Regions from separate parts of the Homo sapiens genome. Here region 2 is linked to region 1. Evidence: chromatin contacts called from ENCODE Hi-C or POLR2A ChIA-PET data. All regions are on one chromosome and are shown on one strand. The core of a region is the stretch at or near the end of the contact, and the rest is flanking DNA. Distances in the headings are between cores, read along the strand shown. Region 1 overlaps SLC25A30 (solute carrier family 25 member 30). Region 2 overlaps COG3 (component of oligomeric golgi complex 3).

Region 1 (4,732 bases), core at 615-3,114:
CAGCAATTAACAGGTAACCCTACCCCACTGCACCCCGCCCCCGCCCCCACCTTCTGTTATCCTCTCTTTTTGATGACTTTGTCTTAGCTCTCACTTTTGGAAATAATATTCAAAGGGACCATTCATGCATAAGGAAGGCAAGGGAAAAATGCCTGCGAGGAAAAATTATCTCATCCTCCAAAAAAACCTGCAGTCCTTCTATTCAGTCTCAACAAAGAGACTGGCCAGACTGGGAATTTGGCCGCACTACTGTGGAAGGAGAATGCCCTGGAGCCCCAGCTAACATGTATTTAATGTTGTTCTCAAAGGGGGAACTGAAGAGACCCAAATAAATATGTTCCCTGTCCTGTGGCTGCCTCCCAGAAGTGGAAGTTCTTGGGGTTCTCACAGTCATCTTTTATTTTGAAAAGACTAAGATGAAGACAAGAAGGAAGAGGGCTCTTTCTCTGAAGCAGGTTAGAGTAAAGAATAAGAAAATAGAAAAAGAAAAAAAGAAGAGGGAGAATGACTTATTGTGTCTACAGAAGGAAAGAAAAAGGGAAAATATTACATACCACCTATCAGAAACTAGCTAAATAGATGCACTAAAGAAATCATTTTTAAAATTTCAAGCAGGTATTTTCCATCCAAACTAAACAGAAAGTCCAAGACAGGCACAACATAAACTAAAGTAAAAACTGGAAACCTGGAAAAATCAACTCTTTGATTCACTACCAACATTTTGCTAAGGAAAATGTACTAAAGCCTGAACTTATACAGTGTTCTTTCTTCAACAAGACCTTAACAAAGGGCTTCATTCACAATTACCATGAGAAGCCCATGAGAACATGCCCCTCTTCTACATAGACTGTTTAGAGCTGTTCCACAGCATGATGTAAACACATTTACCTTTCCAGTCAAGTAGCAGCAGCTACTATTTGTTCTTCATTTGACCCTCTACATCAATAGACGTTATTATCCCCATTTTACTCATTGAGAAATACATATGCTTTGCTAAAAATCATAAAGCTAATTACTAACATGACCTAAGACAGAACCTAAGCTGCTTGAAAACACCCCCCACCAATACAGACCTTGCAACCTTCAAAGCCAACACATAACACCACCACGAATTTAGAGATTATTACTTTGTAACAATTTCTCACAAATGTCAAGTCTTCAAAGCTTAAAATCACTTATTATAAGTGGAAGATCCTGCCAAAATAGGAAATGATAAAGCAGTGTGATATTCCTAGGATCCATTTCCTGCACCGTTTATACCTGGGGTTGAACAGTCCAGGTCTCCATACATGAAATTTCTTCAGTTGACAAGGAGCAAAATCTCCCAGAAATTCAGAAACCATAACACCTTCTCGGAGGCTCCATTCCATGGTTCCAGTGAGCTTTTCTAGAGCAGTCTGATTCTCAGTCATGAGCTGAGATGCATCAGGAGCTACTCTCCCTGAATAAAACAATACATCGCTCCTGATTTTCTTGCAAGTTTTCTTTAGCAAGAAACATGCATTTCACATATTATCTTTGATGTTGAAGGGCACTTCAGTGGTAAAGACTAGTGTTTGGATGTTAGTTTATGCCATTAAACGTTTGATGAAGAGCATCCAATGCCAACACACAGCAATCTCAACTAACCCAGTCTTCATCTGTTGCTCACATCCCAGAATCTGTGATGAGCCAAGCAGTGAGAAGCAGAGTGAAACACAGGAAGCTTTGCTGTTTCAGAAGTTACCATTTTCAGAAAGATGTCTCATGCAGCCTTGGCTTGTCACAAATCCAATTTCTTCAACTGCTCGTATGTCACAAAGAACTGTGGTTATGGGTTAAGGATGACACAGAAAATGCCATCTTCACAACTCCAGTGCATAACAACAGACTTACAAATGGCACACTTAATAACAAATAGGTACAGGCAGACCCACGCTATGGACACGATTAAATAAAAGGGGTTCCACCCTTAACCACATCAAACTATCTTCCAAGGTCAGCTTGGAGCAGAAAGATCACAGCTGAGATATGTAAATCCCCTGGTATCAGCCTCTTCTGAGATGGCATCTACGCTGATAAGCTTTTGTGGCTTTGCTGTGGTGGAAAAACTTTCCAGCACTGTAAGCTTTTGAGAGAGAGAGAGAGAGAGAGAGTTAGCAAGCCCTGGGAAGCTCTCCTCAAAGGCTTCCACTATGCATCCTTCCTTGGGAGGCAGGAGCTGATGAAGAGCAACAAGAGGACAGCAAAAGCCAGCATTCCTGCTTCATCACTCTGCCCTTCAGTGTCTAATTAACTGCCTCACGGGCGCGGTGGCTCACGCCTGTAATCCCAGCACTTTGGGAGGCCAAGGGGCAGGTCACTTGAGGTCAGGAGTTTGAGACCAGCCTGGCTGACATGGTGAAACCCCATCTCTACTAAAAACACAAAAATTAGCCAGGCGTGGTTTTATGTGCCTGTAATCCCAACTACTCAGGAGGCCAAGGCAAGAGAATTGCTAGAACCCAGGAGGCGGAGGTGGCAGTGACCCGAGATCACGCCACTGTACTCCAGCCTGGGCGACAGAGTAAAGACTCAGTCTCAAAAACAAAAAAAAAGTTAACTGCCTTTCCTTTCCTGCCTCCCACTGTGGCACATAGGAAGCGTGCTGGCCTGCCAAACAATTCCGGAGCTAATTCCTGTTTATCTTCAGGCACTTTCTAAGATAAGCATTCTAAGACACTGTTGCCAACCACATCCTTCCCAAGGTGGCTAGGGCTATAAAGCCAATCCTCCTCTCTCTCTCTCTGAAATCGTAAATACCCTCAGCTTCTAGAACAGAGTCTAACTAAACCTTTTTAGTAGTATCACTACTTTTGAATAATACCACCATCAAAGCAAGATTCAGTGTCTAGCACGGAGACTTTACACTTCCTAAAAAAGAAACTAAGTAGTGACTTCTTAGCATCAGAGGAACTCAAAATAATCAGAACCTACTTCTAAATTATAATTAATAACATGAGAGTTTATACAAATAGTATTCTTTAGCTGTATCTTTTTTCAGATCTATTGCAACAGAAAAGGATACAATGATATTCCAAGGACCAAGTCTCAACCAATTTGGCCAAAAGCCTTTATAGAGAGCAAAAAACCCTTCATTCTTCCATGTCTGTTAAAAGAAGAAAAAAAAGTTAACTTCCAACTTTCTAATTATGCCAAATGCATTAATAATTAGTGGCCAGGCCAGGCGCGGTGGCTCACGCCTTTAATCCCAGCACTTTGGGAGGCCGAGGCGGGTGGATCACCAGGTCAGGAGATCAAGACCATCCTGGCTAATGCAGTGAAACCCTGTCTCTACTAAAAATACAAAAAAAAAATTAGCCGGGCATGGTGGCAGGCGCCTGTAGTCCCAGCTACTCGGGAGGCTGAGGCAGGAGAATGGCATGAACCCGGGAGGCGGAGCTTGCAGTGAGCCAAGATCACGCCACTGCACTCCAGCCTGGGCGACAAAGCGAGACTCCATCTCAAAAAATAATAATAATAATTAGTGGCCAGACTGATTTATTTTTCTTAAAAATAAAATCCTGTTTGGAAGGACTGCCTAAGAAATCTTTGCTCTTTAGAGGCTTGTGTGGGTGGAAGACTAAGGCTCCATGCCCAACAACCCCACACGAAGGATTGAATGAACTCCACACAAAGGAGATAAACACTGTTGAGTGAGGAAAAAATTAGATTTAATTCCAATTACGGTCTGTTGCTTCCGTGCCATGTGGGCTCCTGAACAGGTCACAAATAAAGAAGCAATAGTGGTAGAGATATCATTCAGAGTACCACTATTTCCCAAGATGTCAGGTGGATGAATACGATAAGTGTCTTTGCTTCATTAAGGCAACACCTGAAGAATAAAATGTGCTAGTGTCATGTTGGAAAACAGGAACCACAAAAGTGGCCCCTGTAGCCATAAAAAAGAAATCACGTTCTTTGCAGCAACATGGATGGAGCTGGAGGCCATTATCCTGAGCAAACTAACGCAGAAACAGAAGATCAAAAACCACATGTTCTCATTTTTAAGTGGGAGCTAAACAATGGGTACACACGGACATAAAGATAGAAGTAACAGACACTGGGGACTCCTAAAGGGGAGAGGCTAGAGTTGAAAAATTATCTGTCTGGTGTAATGCTCACTATTTGGGTAATGGGTACATTAGAAGCCCAATCTCCACCACTACGCATGTGCCTATGTAACACACCTGCACATGTACCCCCTGAATCTAAAATACATTAAAACTTGAAAATAAATAAATAAATATCACCTTAAAAAAAAAAAAAAAGTGACTCCTAATCCTACTACTGGCAATCTAGTGGCAGAGACAGGTGAAACCTTTCACCCACTCATAAAACAGGAGGCCCAATTATTTAAACTGAGAATTAAAGTAAGATTGATGTGTTCCTTTAACAGAGATGTCTGAATGAGGGATATTCATACTAGTTTGACCCAACAGGAAGAAAGTACATTTTGGAAGGAGACCCAGTTCTTTTATAATCACAGGAAATATTTCCTCACCTTTCACAGCAGATGGAGGTATAAAGAAAACAACATTGTATTTATAAAAGCTAAGCACAGTGTGGCAAAAATGGTCTCACACATGTACATCTCTGGGCTTTAAAGCATCATTCATCTTAGTTTTAGTAGCTTTCATAATTTAGTTACTTCTTAGATCAAAAAAATATATAATTCACAACCCTGCAGAGACAGACATCTGCTCTTACCTGT
Region 2 (5,379 bases), core at 407-2,906, 100 kb after region 1:
AAATAGTTTCAGAATTATAACACTAATGCCATGATTAATAGCAAACTTAATTCAAGATTTTTATACTACTTTTGTTCTTAGAATATATCCTACTAAGATATACAATGAGATTGCTGTCAGACGTTTGATTCTAAATATAGATCTGCAGATTTCAAATCTCTTTAGAGATTTTTGCCCATGTAAGTTTGCCATTTGCATGGCATAGGGGGAAATGTAAGAGTGAGATAGACCTGGGTTCAAATCCCAGCCCAGTTAGTAGCTCTTTCTTATTTTTTATTAGTATGTTTAATTATTTGTAAAACAGGCATAATACTGACCTTGGAGTATTGTTGTAAGAGTAAAGATAATGACCCAGAAAGCACTTAATGCTGGTAGTCATATGAGAGACAGTGGCTGTTGTAATTTATTTAACCCTTGAAATATTGAAAAACAGAATATTTGACTTTTTAAAAATAGTCTTGGCCAGGCACGGTGGCTTGCGCCTGTAATACTAGCACTGTGGGAGGCCAAGGTGGGCGAATCACTTGAGCCCAGTAGTTCAAGACCAGCCTGCACAACACAGTGAAACCCCATCTCTACAAAAAATACAAAAATGAGGCAGGCATGGTGGCGGCTGTAGTCCTAGCTACTCGGGAGGCAGAGGTGGGAGGATCACCTGAGCCCGGGAGATGGAGGCTGGGGTGAGCTGTCATTGTGCCACTGTACTCCAGCCTGGGTCACAGAGTGAGACACTGCCTTAAAAAAAAATATATATATATGTATGTGTGTGTGTGTGTGTGTGTGTGTGAGTGTGTGTGTGTGTGTGTGTGTGTGTGTATATATATATATATATATATAAAAAAGAGGCCTGATTATTTTATTTGAAAAATTCCAAAGGCAGTTTTGGTGCTGGTGAATTTAAAAAATGTCCCTTGAAATAATTTTGCTAAGTCATCATGTTTCTAACGTGTTTTAAAAAAATATAATCTTGAGAAATCTGTAAGCTATTAAATTTTTTAAAAATGTAATCTAATTTTTGCCAGGTCTAAACACTAATCTTGCTTAATTAGTTTATATAAGGAGTGCTGTAGACCTAAATATCTGTGGAAAATAGATTAAAGATAATTTCTTTCTAAGTGTATCCTGTATTCATCAGCATATCTTTTGTCACAAAGTGCCAATCTGTGTTGTTAAAGTTGTCAGATGTGGCTCAGATACTATCCTGTTTCTATTTAGACTGCTTTTCTTGGATGTCAAATGTCCTAATTTCTTTTATTTTTATTTTTAAAGTAGACTTTGTATTGTAAGATAGTTTGAGATTTACAGAAAAATTGAGAAGGTGGTACAGAGTTTTTATATACCCTGCACCCAGTTGCTCCTATTACCAAGATCTTCTGTTGGTATGATACATTTGCCACAATTAATGAACCAGTAGTGAGTCACTGGTATTTATTTACTAAGGTCCATAGTTTATTCAGATTTTCTTAGTGTTTTTCATGTCTTTTTCTATTCCAGGATCCCATTTACAACACCACGTTGCACTTAGTTTTTATGTCTTTTTAGGCTCCTTTTGTCTGTGACAGTTTTTCAGACTTTTCTTGTTTTCGATGACTTAGCAGTGTTGAGGACTGGTTTATAGTGTTGTCATGAGTATTTCAAGCTTTTTATACAATGCCCCTTTGTTGGAATTCGTCTGATGTTATCCTTATGATTAGACTAGTGTTTTGGGTTTTGGGGAGGAAAACCACAGTGGTGTAAAATGCCATTGTTATTACATCATATTAAGGGTACAGCCTTTCAACATGAATGTTCACTGTTGATATTGAACTTGACCATCTGGCTGAAGTAGTGTTGTCAGGTTTCACCACCGTGCAGTTACTCCTCTTCCCCACTTTCCACACTGTACTCTTTGGAAGGAAGTCCCATGTGTAACCCATGCTCAAGGAGTGGGTTGTGCTCTACCTTTTTTGAGGGCAAAGTATCTATGTAAATACTTGGAACTTCTCTGTAAGGGAGATTGGTCTCTTTTTCCAGTTTGTTGATTCAATCACTTACTGATGTCAGTGTGGACTTGGTCTCTTTTTCCAATTTGTTGATTCAATCACTTACTGATGTCAGTGTGGACTTAACGGATATTTATTCATACTTTGGGTTATAGTTCACTGGTACTTTATTTTGCTGCTCCAGCTTTCACCACTGGGAGCTCTTTCAGTTGGCTCCTATGTCCTTTTGACATACTCATTTATGTAGATTTTTTATTTTGAGAACTTTCTTATTTCCTGGCACTATAAGAACTTCAGGTGCATCAGTATATTTCCTGCTTCTCTCCTAGAATCGACCATTTCTTCAAGGAGTGCTGGTTCCTTTATTGAAGGATTGTATTAGAAAGAGATCTGGGCATTAGGTGTGCTCGTTGCTACAGGGGTATTGTTGCTTTTAAGCTCTCTCAGGTGCTGGCATAGAAATATGTGTGTGTACTAGATCATTCCTGTTGCTCCAAATCCTCACCAGCATTTTGACTTAACCTAATTCATTTCAATGCCTAGGTGGATAAATATGTAATAATAGGTATGTTCGTTTTAAAGTTAACAGGCTGGAAATATGTTCTTACCTGTTTTGAGGATGTTCTCCTAAACTTACATCTCTTCCTCTGACTTCTATTTAAACTTACTGCATTTTGGCTAGTTATATTAATTATTTATATGTTGTTACTTTTTAAATAATATACAGAATCAACCTTGCAGGGATCAGATCCCCTTGTAGGGCAGGCAGTGGGGGCTGTTTCTTTTCTGTGGTCCATAGCTGGAATTATCTTTATGTGTCTTGGTATTGCGGATAACAACAGGGAGCAGATGGGTGGTCCATTTGCAGGAGCTGCCTTGACTTTGAGGGCCACAAAGCAGGTATGATGAAGACTAGATCTGTTTCCCAGCCTGATCTAGTGAATGGTGCTCCCTCCTTTTCCTCCCGTCCTGGCCTTCATTAGGAGTATCAGTTTTTGTATTATAGATAAGAATGCCTGTTTTAATTGCTGTGTCTGATAGGATGTTAGGTGATAAAGTTTTCTATATGCTCCCTTCCCAGTGTAATTTAGTGGTATATTTGGTATGTTTATTCAGTCATTACATGGCCTGTATCCTGGATGCTCCCTTGTGTAGTAGACCTTTTGGCTTAAGGGTAACCACTTGCAGTAAATATGCTTACTGTGATTTTCTTTTGGTGAGGGACTGGGGTATAAGAGTGGTCTGGCTGTGACATCTGCATGCCGTTTAGGAATTAGCTGTACTTTCCAATTTCTGCACGTGGAATGAGTGGACTGGCCTATGTGGTAGGGAGTCTGTTTCCTAATCAATTCTCTGGCTATTAATTTTTTTTTTTAATTTCAATAGTTTTTTGGGTACAGGTGATTTTTGGTTACATGGATAAGTTGTTTAGTGGTGATTTCTGAGACTTTAGTGCACCTGTCACCCAAACAGTGTACACTGTACCCAATATGGAGTCTTTTATGCCTTACCTGCCTCCCAGTCTTTGCCCCGGAATTCCCAAAGTCCATTGTCTCATTTTTATGACTGGCCATTCTTTTTGACAGTAACTAAATGACTGTTAGGTCTTCATTTCTGTGTATTTCCACCTTTATAATTAATGCAAATTAGTGGGATTTTCATTACTAATTTAGTAGTTGGTGTCTCCTTTGTATACTGCATGATATTCTTTAGGCAGTGAGTCCATGCTAATTTTTAAAAAATATCTGTTTCAAAAATAGCATACTGTAGCTATTATCACATAAAGCAAAAACCTGTTATTTGGATTGGCCAGTTACTTGAACAAAAACATTTCTAATATTCAGAATGTATCCAGTCTTAAATCTGAATAGTTTCCAAATGTCAAGTTGAAAATATATATATATGTACTTTGTATAAAGAACATGTTCATGTTGCCAAACACTGCTGAAAACGGTAACATTCCTTCTGATTTCTTTATACAGCAGATTGCACAGAGTTTGAAAGATGAACAGAAGAAGGTACCTTCAGAAGCTTCATTTTCAGATGTTCACTTAGAAGAAGGAGAGTCTAACAGTCTGACAAAATCTGGTATGTTATGATGTCTTAACTGCCAGCATTTATTCATTTGGGTTAACAAACCTTTACTGAGGACTTGTCCTGTCCCAGACATGAAAAACAACTTGTGCCTTTGAGGAGCCCACACTTTATGGGGGGAGATTGCCAAGCCACAGACAGAATTCAGTGGTGAGTGAGATGCTAATGGTTTGCACAGGGTACCCTTGGACCATGGATGAGGGGCATGGAAATTGCGAAGGGAGATGAGCTCTGAGTGTGGGAAGGTGGGCTCAGTGTGGGGTGTGGTGTCTGAGAGCTATAATGTGTTTATGAAGAGTATGAGAGAGCCAGGTGAAGTAAGTTTGTTTAAGATAGATAGAATAGAATGTAGAAAGGCATGCAGGAATGGAAAACCATGGCTATTTTGCATAATTCAAGTGGTTTGGTATGTTTGGGCCCAGGTTGTATGTGGGGAAGGAGCAGGTAAAATAGGCCAGATAGGGATAGATGTCATGTGATAGTCTCATGGCCTTTGGACTTCTAGCTGGCATAGTGTATCATGGTGACTGGACCATCAGATTTGCATTTTGTAAGCATACTGAGTGTCTGGGACTGGAGTAAAATACTATTGACACAGTTGTATGGGATGGCTTGGACTAGGGTACATGTTATACAAGGAGCAAAATTGTCCCAAGAATCACCCTGGATACTCATTAGGGACCTAGACAGCAAGCTAGATGGGAAGTAAGCCATCTCTTCCCCACCCAGCTATAAGAGTGGCCCTAAAGCGTAGCTCCCCATGGGACAACTGGGAAGGTGGGTACTGTAACTCCATGGGCTTTAAAGAGCCCCAGCTACCTCAAGATCCCCAGGTGAAGGGCATCATCAGGTATTCTGAGTCTACTCTATAAACAGTTGCTACACTAAATCCAGACTGTCAAGCAGCTGGATATTGCCCATCTGACAAAGTCATTTTATCATGCTCGCCCTATAGGAGGGAGGACCCACAGAGGGCTGAAATTTCCTCCTCTGCAATAGAACCCATACCATGTCCTAGTATACCTCTTGGTCCTAGTATACCTCTTTATGAGCACGGGAGAGACGAGAGTACATTTCTGTCTTGCCAACCCCGGACTTGTGCGTTTTCTCTTTCCCCACTAAAGCCTACTTTTTAACCCATTACTGGCATTACAATGAGGCAGTGATGGGTTATTGGCAGAACTGTAGAGACTGATCAGGAAGTTGTTATATTTTTCCATTTGAAAGATAAAGGTGGTTTGAACCAGGGTGGTGTTGGGGGGATGGAGAGAAATACAGAGATGAGGGATATGGTTAGAAGTTT

Evidence for each region. A loop is a pair of places that touch in the nucleus more often than their neighbours do. ChIA-PET counts read pairs that join two places held with the same protein, here RNA polymerase II (POLR2A). Pooled maps may share reads with other maps.
Region 2: a map of endometrial microvascular endothelial cells shows a loop between it and region 1 (7-fold over the local background). The contact joins two enhancer-like sites. A Hi-C loop is called at or near these places in 3 of 168 maps with a recorded cell type or tissue (HepG2, endometrial microvascular endothelial cells and endothelial cell of hepatic sinusoid) and 7 of 50 pooled maps. POLR2A ChIA-PET finds 5 or more read pairs at or near these places in 3 of 52 experiments (CD8-positive, alpha-beta memory T cell, GM12878 and activated T-cell).

Annotation. Positions count from the first base shown.
Region 1 is chr13:45,394,212-45,398,943 of GRCh38, forward strand. SLC25A30 (solute carrier family 25 member 30) reads right to left here. Exons shown (of 10, transcript NM_001010875.4): 8 at 4,729-4,732; 9 at 3,047-3,127; 10 at 1-1,804. The coding sequence ends at 1,763. Among named protein-coding and RNA genes, the nearest start is that of SLC25A30-AS1, 22 kb to the right of the region's middle. Within about 2 kb of position 1,865, at least 6 of the 41 ENCODE cell types and tissues checked have a DNase peak (open chromatin) inside an H3K27ac peak, as active enhancers do.
Region 2 is chr13:45,499,280-45,504,658 of GRCh38, forward strand. COG3 (component of oligomeric golgi complex 3) reads left to right here. Exons shown (of 23, transcript NM_031431.4): 14 at 3,965-4,070. Among named protein-coding and RNA genes, the nearest start is that of COG3, 37 kb to the left of the region's middle. Within about 2 kb of position 1,657, at least 5 of the 41 ENCODE cell types and tissues checked have a DNase peak (open chromatin) inside an H3K27ac peak, as active enhancers do.